Regions from separate parts of the Homo sapiens genome. Here region 2 is linked to region 1. Evidence: chromatin loops called from intact Hi-C (ENCODE). Cell type or tissue: K562. All regions are shown on one strand. Links, peaks and the distances in the headings refer to the core of each region. The heading gives the core; the rest is flanking DNA.

Evidence for each region. A loop is a pair of places that touch in the nucleus more often than their neighbours do. Peaks named below come from ENCODE experiments on the same cell type or tissue, not always from the same donor. Only the 100,000 strongest peaks of a DNase experiment are listed, where the experiment ranks them.
Region 2: it touches region 1 in a loop (2.6-fold over the local background); 2 of 110 quality-filtered maps call a loop at or near these places.

What each region holds. Positions count from the first base shown.
Region 1 is chr6:135,319,489-135,327,862 of GRCh38, forward strand. It overlaps AHI1 (Abelson helper integration site 1), which reads right to left. Exons shown (of 29, transcript NM_001134831.2): 25 at 3,674-3,836. LOC124901407 (a long non-coding RNA gene) reads left to right here and starts at 3,896. Exons shown (of 2, transcript XR_007059783.1): 1 at 3,896-3,946; 2 at 7,798-8,374. RefSeq lists an enhancer at 3,358-3,497, a cis regulatory region at 3,839-3,986 and a silencer at 5,143-5,437. In K562, for the core only: no CTCF peak of the experiment used is centred there; DNase peaks (open chromatin) are centred at 1,993, 3,893 and 6,323.
Region 2 is chr6:135,225,445-135,233,818 of GRCh38, forward strand. The region is part of intron 1 of LOC105378011 (a long non-coding RNA gene); the gene reads right to left. Among named protein-coding and RNA genes, the nearest start is that of MIR548A2, 9.5 kb to the right of the region's middle. In K562, for the core only: a CTCF peak has its summit at 4,796; DNase peaks (open chromatin) are centred at 5,517 and 5,867.

The DNA.
Region 1 (8,374 bases), core at 194-8,193:
GATAATTTGGGAAGACGATATGAAATCAATAAGCATGGAGTTAGGACTATATATGATATTGAATCTATATACAGTGTTGAATTTAAGATTCTTACAATCCAATATTCTATATAATCTATTGAATCTACATAGGGTATTGAATCTAAAGAGCTATGTGCAAATTTTAAAGGGTTAAAACAAAAATATATTTTGGTTAAGAACATCTCTGAACTGAAAGAAATTGCTGAGATATACTTGATCAAAATTGTACAACTAAGATTATGAGATATACTAATTGTCTTTGTATGTGGAGTGATTTTATTATTGGGTTTATCTCATATTTTGAGGGTGTTAGATGTGATGGGGGAAGCTGATCATGTTGTTCTTTACAGTGCCTTAAGATACAAAGAGAGTAAGTTCCTTGTAACAGTGGGAGTACGAACTTCTTTTATTGTGTTGTTCTCTTAGAGGACAGGCTCTCTTAGAGTATCTGCTTGTATACTTCCTTAGATTCTGCTCTTATACTCCCTTAGATAATTCACTTTGCATAGTTGGCTTCAGATAAAGATCAAGGACAATTCTTCCTACTATTTTTAGACTAGAATATGCTACTGACAGTCATTTTTTTCTCTAATGTTAAAACTGGGCAATTGAGTTTTTTGTTAAATTCAGGTAAAAAAAGGATAAAAGGGAAAGGGAAATAACCCCTAATGAAGTGTGAGAGTTCAATCATTACAGTCGCAGATTTTTCTAAGTTTTTTTTTTTTGTTTGTTCTGGTCTATACAAGGCTTTTTAAAGCAGTGACTGATGCCAAAAGAAAACATAAATTATTCTGGGATACAATAAGGAATTATGGCAGTTGAAAGATGGTCATCATTGAGACAAAGAATTTATTTCTGTACGTAGCCATCAACTCATCACTGCAATATGCTTCAGAGGTCTGGCTTTGATCATCATGGAAGAAGAACAAATTTTATTAGCTTTTAAAAAAAATTTATCTTTTGTGGAGATGGAGTCTTGTTATATTGCCCAGGCTGGTCTCAAACTCTTGGCGTCAAGTGATCCTCCCTCTTCAGCCTCCTGAAGTGTTGGGATTACAGGTATGAGCTGCTGCATCTGGCCTCATTAGCTTTTTAATTCACTGTAGCTCAAATATCTATATCCTCTCAAGATCTGCAAGCCTAAGAGGTTATTTTTGTAAACTACATTCTCAAATTAAAGCACTTAATCCCACCCTGCCTAGAGATACACAAGGGAGAAAATTTAAAAAATATTTCCATTTGTACATGAAAAGAGTAATGGATTGTAATATTTCGTTAAAATGAGGCATACTCCAGAGTGACTACCATTGTGCCAGCAGCTCTTGATTTAAAAAGCTTGATTTAAACAGAAGCTACTCCTGTTTAACCTCAGCTGTTGACCCTGTGGGAGACCCAACAATGAGAAGAAGGAACTTGGCTATTTTAGATGATCTGGAAGTTAGAAGTGCTGAGCTTATGGAACTTATATGCTGTCTTATACCTACATGGGAATTAACTTGCCCTAAAATTTCTTCCTTTCATACGGCCTATGTTTTTTCCATTACACAACCTCTTCTAAACACAAAAATATACCTCTAACAGAGTTTAAGAGTTATGTGTCAAAATCAGCTGGGCATGGTAGCATGCCCCTGTAGTTCCAGCTACTCAGGAGGCTGAGATGGGAGGACTGCTTGAGCCCGGGAGGTCAAGGCTTTAGTGAGCCGTGACTGCATCACTGCACTCTAGCCTGGGTGACAAAGTGAGGCCCCGTCTCAGAAAAAAAAGAAAGAAAGAAAAAAAAAGTTATATGTCATTCACTACTTACAAGAAGGTAACTAAAACAGCTACACAGAAGACATTAAGAATTTTATGAGAGTGAGAAGTGGTACAATTTTTGAGACACATAGAACTTTTTAGGGGAGGAGTCTGCTGACTGTGGCAGATAAACTGAAGAAGGGAGCTGCAATGGGACTTAGGGCACTTGAGAGACTGGGGAGGGGAGCAATGGGAAGGACCTGGCTGAAGACAAGGTCGTGGGAAGGTGCCAAAGACAGATAATTTTATCTAGGCTTAGCCCAGCATCCGGTAATCACGAAGGAAATTCTTCCATTCCTTCATCTCTTTGGCTGTCAAAATTGAAAACTTAGGTTAGAATCAATAATATTTTTGTTTAGTCGTAGTTTTGGGTTAAACAGTTTCATGGACTAGCCTGAAAACCAATTATTATTTATAATAATTATTTCTTTGCAGAAACAAAAGACTTAAATATTCAAAACACAGATTGTTCTCAATTTCAAGGCTGCCTATACTACAACTTTTTTTTCTTTTTTTTGAGACAGAGTTTTGCTCTGTTGCTGGGCTGGAGTGCAGTGGCACGATCTTGGCTCACTGCAACCTCTGCCTCCCGGGTTCACGCGATTCTCCCGCCTCAGCCTCCCAAGTAGCTGGGATTATAGGTGCCCACCACCACGCCTGGCTCATTTTTTGTATTGTTAGTAGAGACAAGGTTTTGCCATGTTGGCCAGGCTGGTCTCGAACTCCTGACCTAAAGTGATCTGCCTGCCTCGGCCTCCCAAAGTGCTGGGATTACAGGCGTGAGCCACAGTGCCTGGCCCGCCTATACTACATTTTGAATCAGAACCAGAATTTTTGTGCTTACAGAAGAAAAGCTTACAGATAATATCATTTAATTCCTTCATTTTACAGAAGGTAACTGGGGCGTATGAGTGTAAGATGTTGAGCTGAGGTTAGAAGTCAGTTTTCCTGACCCCTGAGTGTTGTGCTTTTCCTAGCATGCTATCAAGTTAATTGTGGATAGAATGCATTCTTCTCAAGAAGCACTACTGTACTTCTCCCCTTTAATGACAGTTTTAAGTTATTATTATTTTTGTTTTCAGGCTCTCTGCGTTCGTTCTGTTTTCACCTCTCAAGGCCTAGTGGTGAATCTACAGCTTTCAGAAACTCATATTTAGATTTTCTTCCCTAGCTCTTTTTTTTTTCATTTTAAGCTATTATTTAATGAACAAAAACCATTATTAAAACACGAAGTAGAAATTAAAATACAAGAAAGGTTCATACAGTCTTGTCACATCACATGGTAAGTTCTAGGCTTTGTCAACACGTGCACATAACTTTTAAATAATTGTCATTTATCAACTTTGTGCTTACATATTTTCAGCTCTGGCTCATTTTTTCCCCCATAAATGAGGGCTAAATTTACTTGAGAATGAAACAACTTATTGTAGTTTTGTTTTCACAGGTAACCAGATAGGACTGAGGTATACAAAGTAAAAGAATGCAGTTGGGGAACTAGAAGCTCTTAAGATGCCAGTCAGCTGAGGAGGCACTGTGGCTAGAGAAGAACTGACAGAACTGTGCATGAGGCAGGTGGCAGGGTCAAATGAGTTGAATAAGAAAGCTGGTAGCTAGAGGGGCAGGGTCCCCGAGGATAAGAAGTCCATGAAACAAACATTCCAATCTCAGAATGGAGCAGCTTCTAATGTACTAGTGCCTCCTCTTTTTATTTTTTTACATCATGAGAATGAAAAACAATACCCATTGGTAAACATATGCAAAGGTTACAAAGACAGTAAATTAAAGACTAGAAAATGATAAAATCTTGGACTATCAGTTATACCATACTAGTAAACCAGGAAGGGAGCATAAAACTTACTTTCACTAGCCACATGATTAGCTGGAAAATAACCTTCCTGTCCCTTTCCTATGCTGCCATACCACCAGTCTTCATTATCTTTGAAAAACACTCGGATAATGTCTCCGCGATGGATGGTTAGTTCATCTGATCGATTCGCTGTGTAGTCATAAAGAGCCACTACCTAAGAGAGAGATAAGACCACCACAGCTTTATCACAACTGTACCACAGAGAAAACCCCCAACATTCACTTCCTCTTGCAGAAGAGCAGCTGAAACCAAAGCAGTACTTTGGTAAGTGTGAGGCTGTCTCAAGGTTTGCTAATGGGATGAGGGGTGGTGGGAACACAGCAGGAGAAGCAAGATAAAAGACTGTGGGATTGAGAAATGGTTACGAGCATTCAATACACTAAGATTAGCTTCAAAATAGCAGATGTTAATTTTTTAAAGTAAATTACTTGTGAAGCAAATAAAAAAAAGCTCACACACCATTTACTTTTTTAGAATTGTTTTATACTACCTTTATGTCTCATTCTCTGTGCTAAGCAGATGCATCTGAAAAAAAATTCTTCAGAAGGTCTACAGTTTTACAAAAAGGAAAAACTCAATGGAACAATCTGATTGTATTGCTTGGTTTACTGTTAATGTCTTTTTTTGAGATAAATTTCTCTACACACATACATATTTTTTGATGTTTTATATCAACAACTTAAGCCTTCTATCTTTAAAAAGTATCCATATAAGTTATTTTTACTTGATACGAATTTAAGAGGAAAAGCCTTTTCATGAGAATCCTCTTCTTTGTGTTACAATAATCATTATATTTGACTTCCTTTTCTTTTGAAAACCCAAGTCAAAATGATATGGCAGTGGCTGCACAGGCATTTAAAAATCCTTGGCTGGGCATGGTGGCTCATGCCTGTAGTCTCAGCACTTTGGGAGGCCGAGGCAGGAGGACTGCTTGAAGCCAAGAGTTAGAGATCAACCTGAGCAACAAAGCCAGACCTCCATCTCTATATAAAAAAACAACAAAAAAAATTAGTTGGCTGTGGTAGTGTGTGCCTGCAGTCCTAGCACTCAGGAGGCTGAGGTGGGAGGATCACTTGAGCCCCAGGGTTTGGAGGCTGCAGTGAGCTATGACTGCACTACTACACTTCAGCCTGGGTGACGCAGGAAGACCTTGTCTCTAAAAAAAAAGAAGAAGAAAAAAATCCCTTATAGTAGTTAAAGGCAGGAAGACCTCAATTCATTTTAGATTTAGATCTGATACACTGTATAAAGTAGGACATAATAACATCTATACTAAATAATACATTTATGCTGTTTTCCCCTCTACTTAAACAGTATCTGAAAATGTATAGGTTATACAACTACATATGTAATGGAAAATTACATATATAGTTATATATACATATATATATATATATATATATTTATAGCATGTCTCAGTGTGCACAGCACGTGAGAGTCCAGGGAAGAGAAACCTAAGAGTCCCATGTGGTGGGAACCCGGCATTAGACGTGAGAGCTGAGATAGAAGGTTAGGAGAAGCTGAGGCTCATGGAGTAAGCAGGGCTCAGATCATGCATGTTGATAAAGTTCAGACTCAATAATATGGCCAATGGAAAGGCACAGAAAGGTTTTAACCAGAGGATTCCATTACAGTTCACATAACTGTTTCTGATACCTTTTAATCCATTTAACAATATTTATTAACACATCAGGCAATTCTAACGAATGAGTTTGGACTTAACTGCTGTCACCATATAAGGGCAGTAATGATAATTTAATTCAACTGGCTCAAATGCAATGCCTATTGTACAGCTTAGCATAGTATCTAATTTACAACATGCGATGCAGGGTGTTATTTAAGGTTTACAAATTACAATTTTTTTTTTTTTTTTTGAGATGGAGTCTGGCTCTGTCGCCCAGGCTGGAGTGCACTGGTGTGATCTACACTCACTGCAACCTCCGCCACCCGGGTTCAAGCGATTCTCCTGCCTCAGCCTCCTGAGTAGTTGGGATTACAGGCGCCCACCACCGCGCCTGGCTAATTTTTGTATTTTTAGTAGAGACGGGGTTTCTCCATGTTGGTCAGGTTGGTTTCGAACTCCTGACCTCAGGTGATCTGCTCGCCTTGGCCTCCCAAAGTGCTGGGATTACAGGCGTGAGCCACTGCGTCCGGCCACAAGTTATAATTTTAGTATACTGATGTTAAGTCACTTACATACAAGCGGAACTTTAACTTTTCTCTTTGTTCTCCAAATTTCTCTTTCAGTCTCTTACCTGGTACTATCATAGGAGAGGAAAGCTAATTAAAATGTGCTGAGTGCTCACCATGTTCTCGATACCATGCTAGCTGTTTAGGTGTTATTCTGCTTAATCCTTATGACAACTTGGTCAGGCCATGTATCTTTATTTCCATTTTACAAAAGAGGTATTTGATGTCCAGAGAAATTTAGGAACTTCTCTAAAGTCAAGTAAACTAGTAAGTGATAGAATCAAGACTTAAACCCAGTCTCAATCTCTTTCCTTCCTTCCCTTCTTTCTTTCTCTTCCCCTAGTTCCAGGAAACTCTGTGATGGTTTGTTCCTGTTGTTCCTTATCCTGGGTGTGGTACAAAACACAACTTTAATGAGTCTCATGCAAAGATGAGATTAATGTATGCTTATTTGTCTGGAGCCCTAGGTGGCTGCTGGGAAGGATTCAGCTTAGGCAACAGAATCACTTACGAAATCCTACATCAGGCTGTGTCACTGTGTGAACCTCGGAAAGTCTGAAGCTTATCAAGTGAAGTCTGAAAAATTTTCCTGAATTTTACACACAGGGGTGTCTTGATAAAAGAATCCCTTCAGAGGCACAGGGGTCCAAAAAGCCTATGAGAGCCCACATTACACCTTTTCTATTACAGTACCTACTGATTATTCTCTTACAGAACCAAATACACACATCAATTTTGCATGGCCCACTAGTATCTGTAAACATGTTCTGCATTCTGTGACTGTTATGGACTGAATTGTGTCACTCAAAATTCATAGGTTGAAGTCCTAGCTCCCAATGTGAATGTATTTGAAGACATGGCCTTTACGGAGGTAATTCATGTTAAATGAAATCATAGGGGTGGGGCCTGGATTAACAGGACTGGCATTTTTATAAGAGGAAGATACAGTGAGAAAGTGGCCATCTGCAAGCCAGCAGGAGAGGCAGTAGGAGAAACCGACTGTGCTAGCACCTTGATCTTGGTCTTCTAGCCTCCAGAATTGTGAGAAAATAAATTTCTTCTTCTTCTTCTTTTTTAAAAAAATTATTTCAATAGCTTTAGGGGTACAAGTGGTTTCTGGTTACATGGATGAATTGTACAGTGGTGAAGTCTGGGCTTTCAGTGTACCTGTCATGTAAATAGTATACACTGTACCCCACAGGTAATTTTTTTTTTTTTGAGACAGAGTCTTGCTCTCTTGCCCAGGCTGGAGTGCAGTGGCGCCATCTCGGCTCACTGCAACCTCTGCCTCCCGGGTTCAAGCTATTCTCCTGCCTTGGCCTCCTGAGTAGCTGGGATTACAGGCACCCGCCACCATGCTCAGCCAATTTTTGTATTTGAGGTAGAGATGGGGTTTCACCACGTTGGCCAGGCTGTCTCAAACTCCTGACCTCAGGTGATCCGCCTGCCTTGGCCTCCCAAAGTGCTGGGATTACAGACGTGAACCACTGCACCTGGCCCCCGACAGGTAATTTTTCATTCTTCATCCCTCTCCCACCCTCCTTCCACTCTTCTGACTCTCCAATGTCCATTATACCTCTCTGTATGCCTTTGTGTAGCTTAGCTCCTACTTTTAAGTGAGAACACGTAGTATTTGGTTTTTTGTTCGTGAGTTACTTCACTTAGGATAATGGTCCCATTCCCATACAGGTTGCTGCAAAATACATTATTTCATACTTTTTAAAATGGATGAGTAGCAGTCGACATACATATACATAACACACTGAGAAAATAAATTTCTGCAAAACCACCCAGTCTGTGGTATTTTGTTAGGGCAGCCCTAGCAGGCTAGTACACTTTTAAACCTGATGGTGTCAGATGAACCACTTACTACCACCCCAGCCTAAAACTACAAATGTGTAATGCCTCACTTGTATCCATTTCAGGTCCTCAGCAACTTACAGAACCGTTTTCCACACTATTAAGCTGTCATCTCCGGATGTAGAAATGTCTTTGTCATAAAACTCTACAACCAGCATCCTTGGGAGGGTGATGACTGGTGAGGCTACGTTCTCTAAAGCAAAGAAATTGGAGCATGTCATCGTAATACCATTGTTGACATTCAAGTACACGCAGACCTCATTTTATTGTATTTCACAGTGTGGTGTTATAATATGTATTATGTTTCTGTTTGCAGGTCCTGGTTCATAACTCCCATATCCCTTGTTACAGTTTTTTGGTTTAATGGTGGGTATGTTAGGCCTTAGGGGCAGGCCTCAGAAAACAGAATGTCTCTGATCTCCTTCTGCTCTCCTTTTACCTGCCCCAAGGTAGGGCTCTAATCACCACCCCCTACCTTTCTGACTGTAGGTCTTATGAGCAATCAGAGGGTCCTTCCCCCCTCTACCCTGGAGGAAGGAATGCTGATGTCGCGGAGCTTCCACAAAAACCTAAGAGGACTGGGTTAGCAGAGCTTCCAAATAGCTGAACAAATGGAGGTTCCAGGAGAGTCATGCCCCAGGG
Region 2 (8,374 bases), core at 112-8,111, 94 kb before region 1:
GTCTCTAATCAACATGCCAAAAACCCTTGTTTCAAATCACTTTACTCCTCTGTGCTTTGGGATTTCTATTTAAATGGGGTAAGTATTTAATCCTGTATATAGTTACAAAGCCCAGGGAGAACCTCAGATCAAAGACAAAATTGAAAGAAAGCTTTAGTAGGCCAGAGACATTGGAGTACCAAGGATATAATTGTGAGGTTTTCCTGCTAGAAAACATCCTCTGAAATGAACTTATAAGTTAACAAATCACCCTTCGCCTGTGTTTGGGGGCAGATGTTAGGCAGAGTCAGGATTTGTTTCCATTCGGTCACTTTTCTAAAGAATACAAATCCATCCACCTATTCTTTAATGGTCCTAAATAGCTAACAATGGACAGACAACTCCCTTCCCTTCCTTGCCCAGTTTCCGAGTCAAGGCGCGCAGTGTTCAGTGTATGACCTGAAGCCTTCTGGAAAGTGGTGATTGGTTAGGGTACTCGCCAGTTTGGCCTTACTTTGAACATCCCAAATTTATTTCCTTCCCCATTTCAAATATTCCGAAATGAAAGACATTAGGAGCACGTATTCTGGTTAAATACGGTGATTGAAAATACGAATGAATGCCACTCCATCATGAAATTTCACTAAATGACAATGAGTCAGCAAATAAGGGGCATAAATATACAAGTTAAAGAGAACAACAGGTAAGAGATTATTTGTCAAGAGCCTGTAACTCATTTATTTATTCAACAAATATTTACTGAGCACCTCCTCTGCAAGCAACACAGAATTCAAAACAATTAAATATGTATTACATATACAGCATATATGTTTACATATAAACAATATATAACATATATAAAGTTACTGGCAGAGTAATATTTTCTTGGATAGTCACAGATGTATTAAGAAACAGGCTTGTTTCAAATTTGCTTTTTTAATAACCATATTTCTTTAACATATTCTTTTTCATCTTTTACCATTTCTGACATCAGATTGTGTCTTTAACATGGTCTGATTTTTCTTTTGTTGTAAACTTATTAAACCCATAGAGTCTTATAATTGATGATACCATAAAATAAAGGAAAAGCTTGGAAATTAACCAGCAGAAATTTCAGAAAGGACCCCTTAGGTTTCTTTTTTTTTTTTTTTTTCTTCTGAGACAAAGTCTCACTCTGTCACCCAGGCTGGAGTGTGCAGTGGTGAGATCTCAGCTAACTTTCATCAGTAATGAAACCAGCAGGTGTTCTGCTCCCCAAAAACTTTGTCCACTGTCTCCAGACACTCAGAGCCACATGCTTAACTGTGGCTCATGGGTTAATGCATGTCTGAACTTTTTCAGGGTGGAAACTCCCTTTTTTCTTTAGTGTCTAACCCAATGCCCAACATGACATAAGTGCTCAGTAAATATTCAGACAATCCACGTATGAATGTGGTTGAGCATCTGTGAGTGGTCTCACCTCCACCCTACATGTGTTACTATGGTCAACCACTTCATCTCTGTGGGTCTCTGCTTGCTCAGCTATAAATTATTTGGGATCAGCTCAGCCATAGATTCCCTCCAACTCTAATTATCTCTGAGTAAATGAAGTCATGAAAATATGGGAAACTGAGGCAGGAGAATAGGGTCTAGAGGCAGGGAACCTAGGGCTGATTCACAATTAATTCCTAGAACTAAATCAAAAGGAAAACCCCCAACTTGCCATGCCCAACTATCAAAAGGACCAGAGGCTACTCCCTTTACAACCCCCCAACTTTTTCCGCATGGCAGATGAAATATTGAAAGTACCTCTGATTGGTCCCCTTCTGCAACCAATCAGGTTGGTCATGGGTCAAGTCTTCATTTGCATAGGAGTATAACTTTGTATATACTCTATTTTATCCCCTCCCACAAGCAATCAGACTGATCATGGGCCACCACTTCATTTACATAGGGTGTACACCAAGTAAGCAATGGGAAACCTCTAGAGGGTATTTAAGTCCCAGAAAATTGTGTAACTGGGCTCCTGAGCCACTTGCTCAGGTCTGCTCCCACCCTGTGGAGTATGCTTTCATTTTCAATAAATCTCTGCCTGTGTTGCTTCATTCTTTCCTTGCTTTATTTGCACATTTTGTCCAATTCTTTGTCCAAGACACCAAGAACCTGGACACCCTCTACCGGTAACAAAACTACAGTGATTTTAGAGGGTTTGTTTGAAGTGTGTATTGCTCATGAAGGTAATGCCTTTGATGATAACATTTGCTAAACACCACGTAAAGGAAGGGAGGCATTTCCACACTTTGGGTCTCCTCCCATCTCTATCCCCAAGCCTTAAAATTTCTGCTTAAATGGGAGTCGAAGGAACCCAACAATACTCAGTTGTGTCACTTAAAGGCTGTGCAACATCGGGAAGCTTTCTGTATGTCTTACAGCTAGTTCATATCACAAGCCAGCCGTTTCATCATGCAAAAGTCTAAAACAACTTACACCTACTTTCTAACATTCTTACGGAAAAACCAATACTGTTGAACAGAGGTGGACAAATTATAGCTCCTGGCCAAATCTGGCCCACTTCCTGTTTTAATAAATGCAGTTTTATTGGAACACAGCCACACCCTTTTATTTCCCATATTATCTATGGTTAGTTTTCTGCTGCAATGGTGGAGTGAAATAGTTGCAACAGAGACCATGTGACCTCCAAAACCTGAAATATTTACTATCTGGCCCTTTACAGAAAAAAAGTTTGTGACCCCAGCCCTAGAAGAAAAGTAATCAAAAATCACAATGGCAGTATTAGTGGTGAAGATAATGGATTCTGCTTCAGTTAAACAGTGTAACTGAGCTTATGATTTTTCTTTTCCTTCTTTTTTTTTTTTTTTTTTGAGATGGAGTTTTGCTCTTGTTGCCCAGGCTGGAGTGCAATGGCGCGATCTTGGCTTACCGCAACCTCCACCTCCTGGGTTCAAGCGATTCCTGCCTCAGCCCCCTGAGTAGCTGGGATTACAGGCATGCTCCACCATGCCCAGCTAATTTTGGATGTTTGTAGAGATGGGGTTTCTCCATGTTGGTCAGGCTGGTCTTGAACTCCTGATCTCAGGTAATCCACCTGCCTCGGCCTCCCAAAGTGCTGGTATTACAGGCGTGAGCCACCGCACCCAGCCGTGATTTTTCTATTACCTAGGTCCTTTTGTTGGCTACACACCATGACTGCTTCTGTTTGGGAGTTGAGAACATCTGGTAGGTTAAATTGGCAATATTTGACTGATTTGACCTACAATATGTGGTCAACTTCATGTGACTCAACCTAATACTTTGGCTTCCTTCAGTGTGTTCAGTTTCAATTCCCCGCTCCCTTTGTAGTCTTCCAGCTACCTCAGTGATTCTTAATCTTAGCTGTGTATTAGAATCATCTGAAGAACTTAAAAAAAAAAAAATCAATGCCCAGGTCACACCCAGGACCAAGTGAAGCCGAATCTCAAGGGGGAGAAACCAAGCCCTTGGTAATTTTGGAAAGCACCCCAGGTGATTCTGAAGTGCAGTAAGGCTTGAGAACTATGGAACTACCAAGAGCTTTTGGCAATACGCATGTGCTAGGTGCTATAGACTCCTTCCAATTGGAGAAAAGAATGTGGACAATTGTAATAAATAATTGGGGCAAGCCGGCATAGTGGTTCTCAAACATTAGCATGCAACCAATCACCTGGTGGGCTTGTGAAAACACAGATTTTTGGTGCCAACCCCTCAGTTTCTGATTCTGTAGGTCTGGGTTGAGGCCCGAGCCTTTGTAATTCTAACAAATTCCCGGGTGACGTTGATACCATTGGTCCAGGACCCACACTTTGAAAACCACTGTACCATTACCATCTTCCGTGGGCCCAGTGCCTAGCTCATAGTAAGTCCTTTGTATGTGTTTGCTGAACAGATAATGGAATTCTGGCGGAGTCTATGCTGGCAATTCGTCTGTGTTAGATGCTAGGATATAGCAGTGAACAAGACAAACAGTATCTGTCCTCATGGAACATACACTCTAGAGAGAAATACATGACCTCAAGAGTGGGTATGAATGCTGCAAAAGGGAAGCATGGAATACTGTAGTGGCCCATAGAAATCACTGAGCCCAGGGCTTCCTAGCCTTCTGAAAATCCCTCTTTTAAATAGCATTTTGCCAAGGTCTATCATCACTAGGTCAACTGGAAAACAGGGAGAGAATGCTCACTTGGAAAGATTGTTGAGTTGTGTGGGGGCAGGAAGACAGAGAGAGAGAGAGAGAAAGCACGTGCACTGCTTGATAAATAAAAAGAAGAGTAAAAAGTGAGCCTCACCAGGAGTCAGATTTAGGTTCCTACTTTGTTCTTATTGCCACTGGCTATAAACATAGGCCTATTTAATCAATTATGAAATTAGATTGCCTCTAATATATCTATAGTCCTCATAATTCCCAAGAGGAAGGCTATGGAGGTGTGAGTGAAGATTATATAGCTCTTTCCTCTGCCCCCCTCACATACATACAGTGTCCAGAGTGCTAGCCCATCTTAGAATTAGAGGTCTCCACTTCCAGTTATTTGAGCTACTTAAGATTGCAAAGACCCAAGACACATTCAGACTCAGGTGGTCTCAGCTAATGGGGCCTTTCTGTAAGGACACAAAGAGAAGTGTGGGAGAAACAAAAAGGGTTTCAGCAGCAACAATATTCAGGCCTTGAGCTGGTAGGTTGGTTAGCTGGGATACTGCGGTGATTCTGATGGCACAATTTCCCCTTTAATCTTCATTTCCATGGCTCAGTTGCTGTTCCCTCTGCCCACGCAGGTCTACAGGCCCACTAAGAGCACCCCCTGTCTCTCAAAATGGTTACAGCCTCATATTATCTTCATAACCAATAGGATGACAGGATTGTTTTTGATCTGGGCTTAATTTTTGAATTTTTTTTTTTTTTCTTGAGACAGAGTCTCACTCTGTCACCCAGGCTGGAATGCAGTGGTGCAATCTCAGCTCACTGCAAGCTCTGCCTCTCAGGTTCAAGCGATTCTCCTGCCTCAGCCTCCTGAGTAGCTGGGATTACAGGCATGTGCCACCACACCTGGCTAATTTTTGATTTTTAGTAGAGACGGGGTTTCACCATGCTGGCCAGGCTGGTCTTGAACTCCTGGCCTCAGGCGATCTGCCCACCTCGCCCTCCCAAAGTGCTGGGATTACAGGCATGAGCCACCAAGCCCAGCCGATTTTTTTTTCTTTTTTCTTTCTTTTACAAACTAGTATCAGAGGCCCTCATGTTTTTTTTTTAAGCTAAAGTCCCAGTAATCTTGTCCACAGGGAAATCCATGAATAAAGTACTACACCAATAATAGATTTTGGTGGAGTAGAATTTTTCCTGACTGACTACTGCAAGACAATTAGTAAGTTTCTCCACAATTCCCTCCTTCCATCCTCTTCCCATTCCTCTAGTTGTTTTCCTCTGAGTGCTCTCTTAATAGGTATTAACATTTTTTAAACGTCTTCTTATCTCCAAGCAGGATGGTGGTGGTTTTAGCAGGGAGAGGAGGAGTTGCAGGACTACGCTCACTGGAGAAGCTCCCAGCAACCATAATCAGGCAGCCAGAGAGCTCACCCCACCCCATCTACAAAAACAACCAGTATATATTGAAATTTGTGGAGCTCCCTAAGTCACAAGTCTCAAATCTATTTATAATACTGATTATGGGGTCCCTTTGGTTCAATTATTATTTAAGAGAGTAGTCTGGGACATGAAGTAGCATGTGCTTGGGACATAAAATCAATTATAGGGCTATGTGGGCCTTATTCTAGTTGAAAACAGTTGTGGAGTATTTCCAGGGCCCCACTTCCAGAACTCTGCCAGAACCCCAGCTCTGTAGCACATGCTGACTGCTCTTCCTCCTAACTTCTATAATAGCTGAATCATTCTTCTGGAGTTGCCTTGCCTCTTCTCTCCACCACTATATGTGTTTTTTAGTTTTCTCTACTCAGTGGATTTCACCCTCTGTCCCAGATATCTAACCCCTTTGGCAGAGCCGTGAGATAATCTTCTACCCTTCTACAGACCCCTAGTCCATGATTTTCTTTCCTTATCTTTTATCTTTGTTTGTATCACTATAGAGAAGGAAGTCCCAGGAGTTTAAAAAAAAAAAAAAGAAAGAAAGAAAATAAAGACAGACCCAAAATATGACTCAGAATTAGAGCTTCAATGAAGGAACACTCTCTGGGCCACCAGGCAGGAGTTGCATTCTTGCCAACCCTTCCTATGAGCAGGCAGGCAATGCCACCATTCAGACTATGTAAGTCATTTTGAAACTGATTGCAGTTGGCGCTTTTATTGGTGTCCTTCCTTTGAAGTTGACTTACAGATCATTGGTGGTTTTGTCTGCAGAACCTGGTGCCAAGGTGAAGTGAAAAACCTTTGCTCACAAAGCAATATTCTTAACAGTCTTTTGTCCTGGGCTACCTACCTATCCAATTAAAGGTGAATACAGATAGGTTGGTGGATGGATAGGGATGGCTAGATGATTTGATGCTATGCTAGAGCAAGTAGTGTAAGATGTCAATTGTAGATCTAGGCCTAAGTGTATGGGTGTTTGCTTTAAAAATCTTTTGACTAGGAGCAGTGGCTCATGCTTGTAATGCCAGCACTTTGAGAGGCCAAGGCGGGCAGATCACTTGAGGTCAGGAGTTCAAGACCAGCCTGGCCAACACTGGCAAAACCCCATCTCTGCTAAAAATATAAAAATTAGCCGGGTGTGGTGGTGTGCACCTGTAGTTCCAGCTACTCCGGAGGCTGAGGCAGGAGAATCACATGAACCTGGGAGGTGGAGGTTGTAGTGAGCTGGGATCTCACCACTGCACTCCAGACTGGGTGACAGAGCAAGACTCTGTCAAAGAAAAGAAAAAACTTTTGATTTTTCTGGACTTTTAAAATATTCATAATAAAATGTTGACAGGAAGGGTGAACGCCATGCACTAGTAACGTTAGTGGTACATTATAAACATTTGAAAGCTGAGCATACAAGTAAGACTGGAGAGAACTTATGGGATTTTTTGTGGGGTTGTGTGTGTGTGTGTGTGTGTGTGTGTGTGTGTGTGTATGTGTTTGTGTTTTTTGGAGGCATGGTCTGGCTCTGTTGCCCAGGCTGGAGCATAGTGGCACTATCATGGCTCACTGCAACCTCTGCCTCCCAGGCTCAAGCTGTCCTCCTACCTCAGCCTCCTGAATAGCTGGGACTGCAGGCATGCGTCACCACATGGGGCTAATTTTTGTATTTTTTGTAGAGACAGGGTTTCGCCATGTTGCCCAAGCTGCTCTCGAACTCCTGGTCTCAAGTGATCCACCTGCCTCCACCTCCCAAAGTGCTGGGATTACAGGTGTGATCAACTGGACTTGACCTTTTTAAAAAATTAAATGGCTTATACTTATAAGTTAATGATTTCTTTACTCCGTATTTTCTAAATTAAAGACAGATGTTTGACCGGGTATGAAGGCTCATGCCTGTAATCCCAGCACTTTGGGAGGCCAAGGCGGGTGGATCACCTGAGGTCAGGAGTTCGAGACTAGCCTGGACAGCATGGTAAAACCCCATCTCTACTAAAAACACAAAATTAGCCAGGTGTGGTGGCGCGTGCCTGTAATCCCAGCTACTCAGGAGGCTGAAGCAGGAGAATCACTTGAACCAGGGAGGCAGAGGTTGCAGTGAGCTGAGATCGCACCATTGCACTCCAGCCTGGGCAACAAGAACGAAATTCCGTCTCTAAAAAAAAAAATGTGCAAGAAGAGAAATGATTAACATTTTGAAGGCCTTAAAGGAAATATACTATCTGATGCCAAACCTCTGATCATTTACTAACATGCGGAAAAAGGATGAGTTTTGGTGTCAGATGGTAATAAGAACATGCCCTGCCTCTTCCATTATGGGAAGTGACTTCATCTCTCTGAGCCTCAGTTTTTTTCATGTATCATGTGTGTTTTGTGGGGGAGGGTTTGGGGGATAATACCTACATCTTAAAGTTATAAGGTTTAAATGTTCTGTAAGAGATAAAGTAAAAAAGATAAAGTACCCTGTAAATATTACTTAAGAAAAGAAATCAAGTAAAATAATTTTTAACCTAAAAAGACTTTTTTGTTATCCAAACATTTCAGACACGACCCCCAAAATTTGGCCAATGCTGTGTGAATGGCACCACTAGAGGATTTTGAAAGATCAGAGGTCCTGAAGACCCTCAATTAAATTCTCCTTTAAGTCTGAAGCCCCTAAAATGTATCACACATTTAATGGTTTTTTTCCACTCTTAGGAAAAAGATGGAAATAAAATATTGTGGCTTTTAACTGGAGTTCTTCAGTAAATTACACAAAATCTGAGTGTGACTTTCACAGAAAGATACTTTGCCTGTTATTGAAACATATGGAGTCTA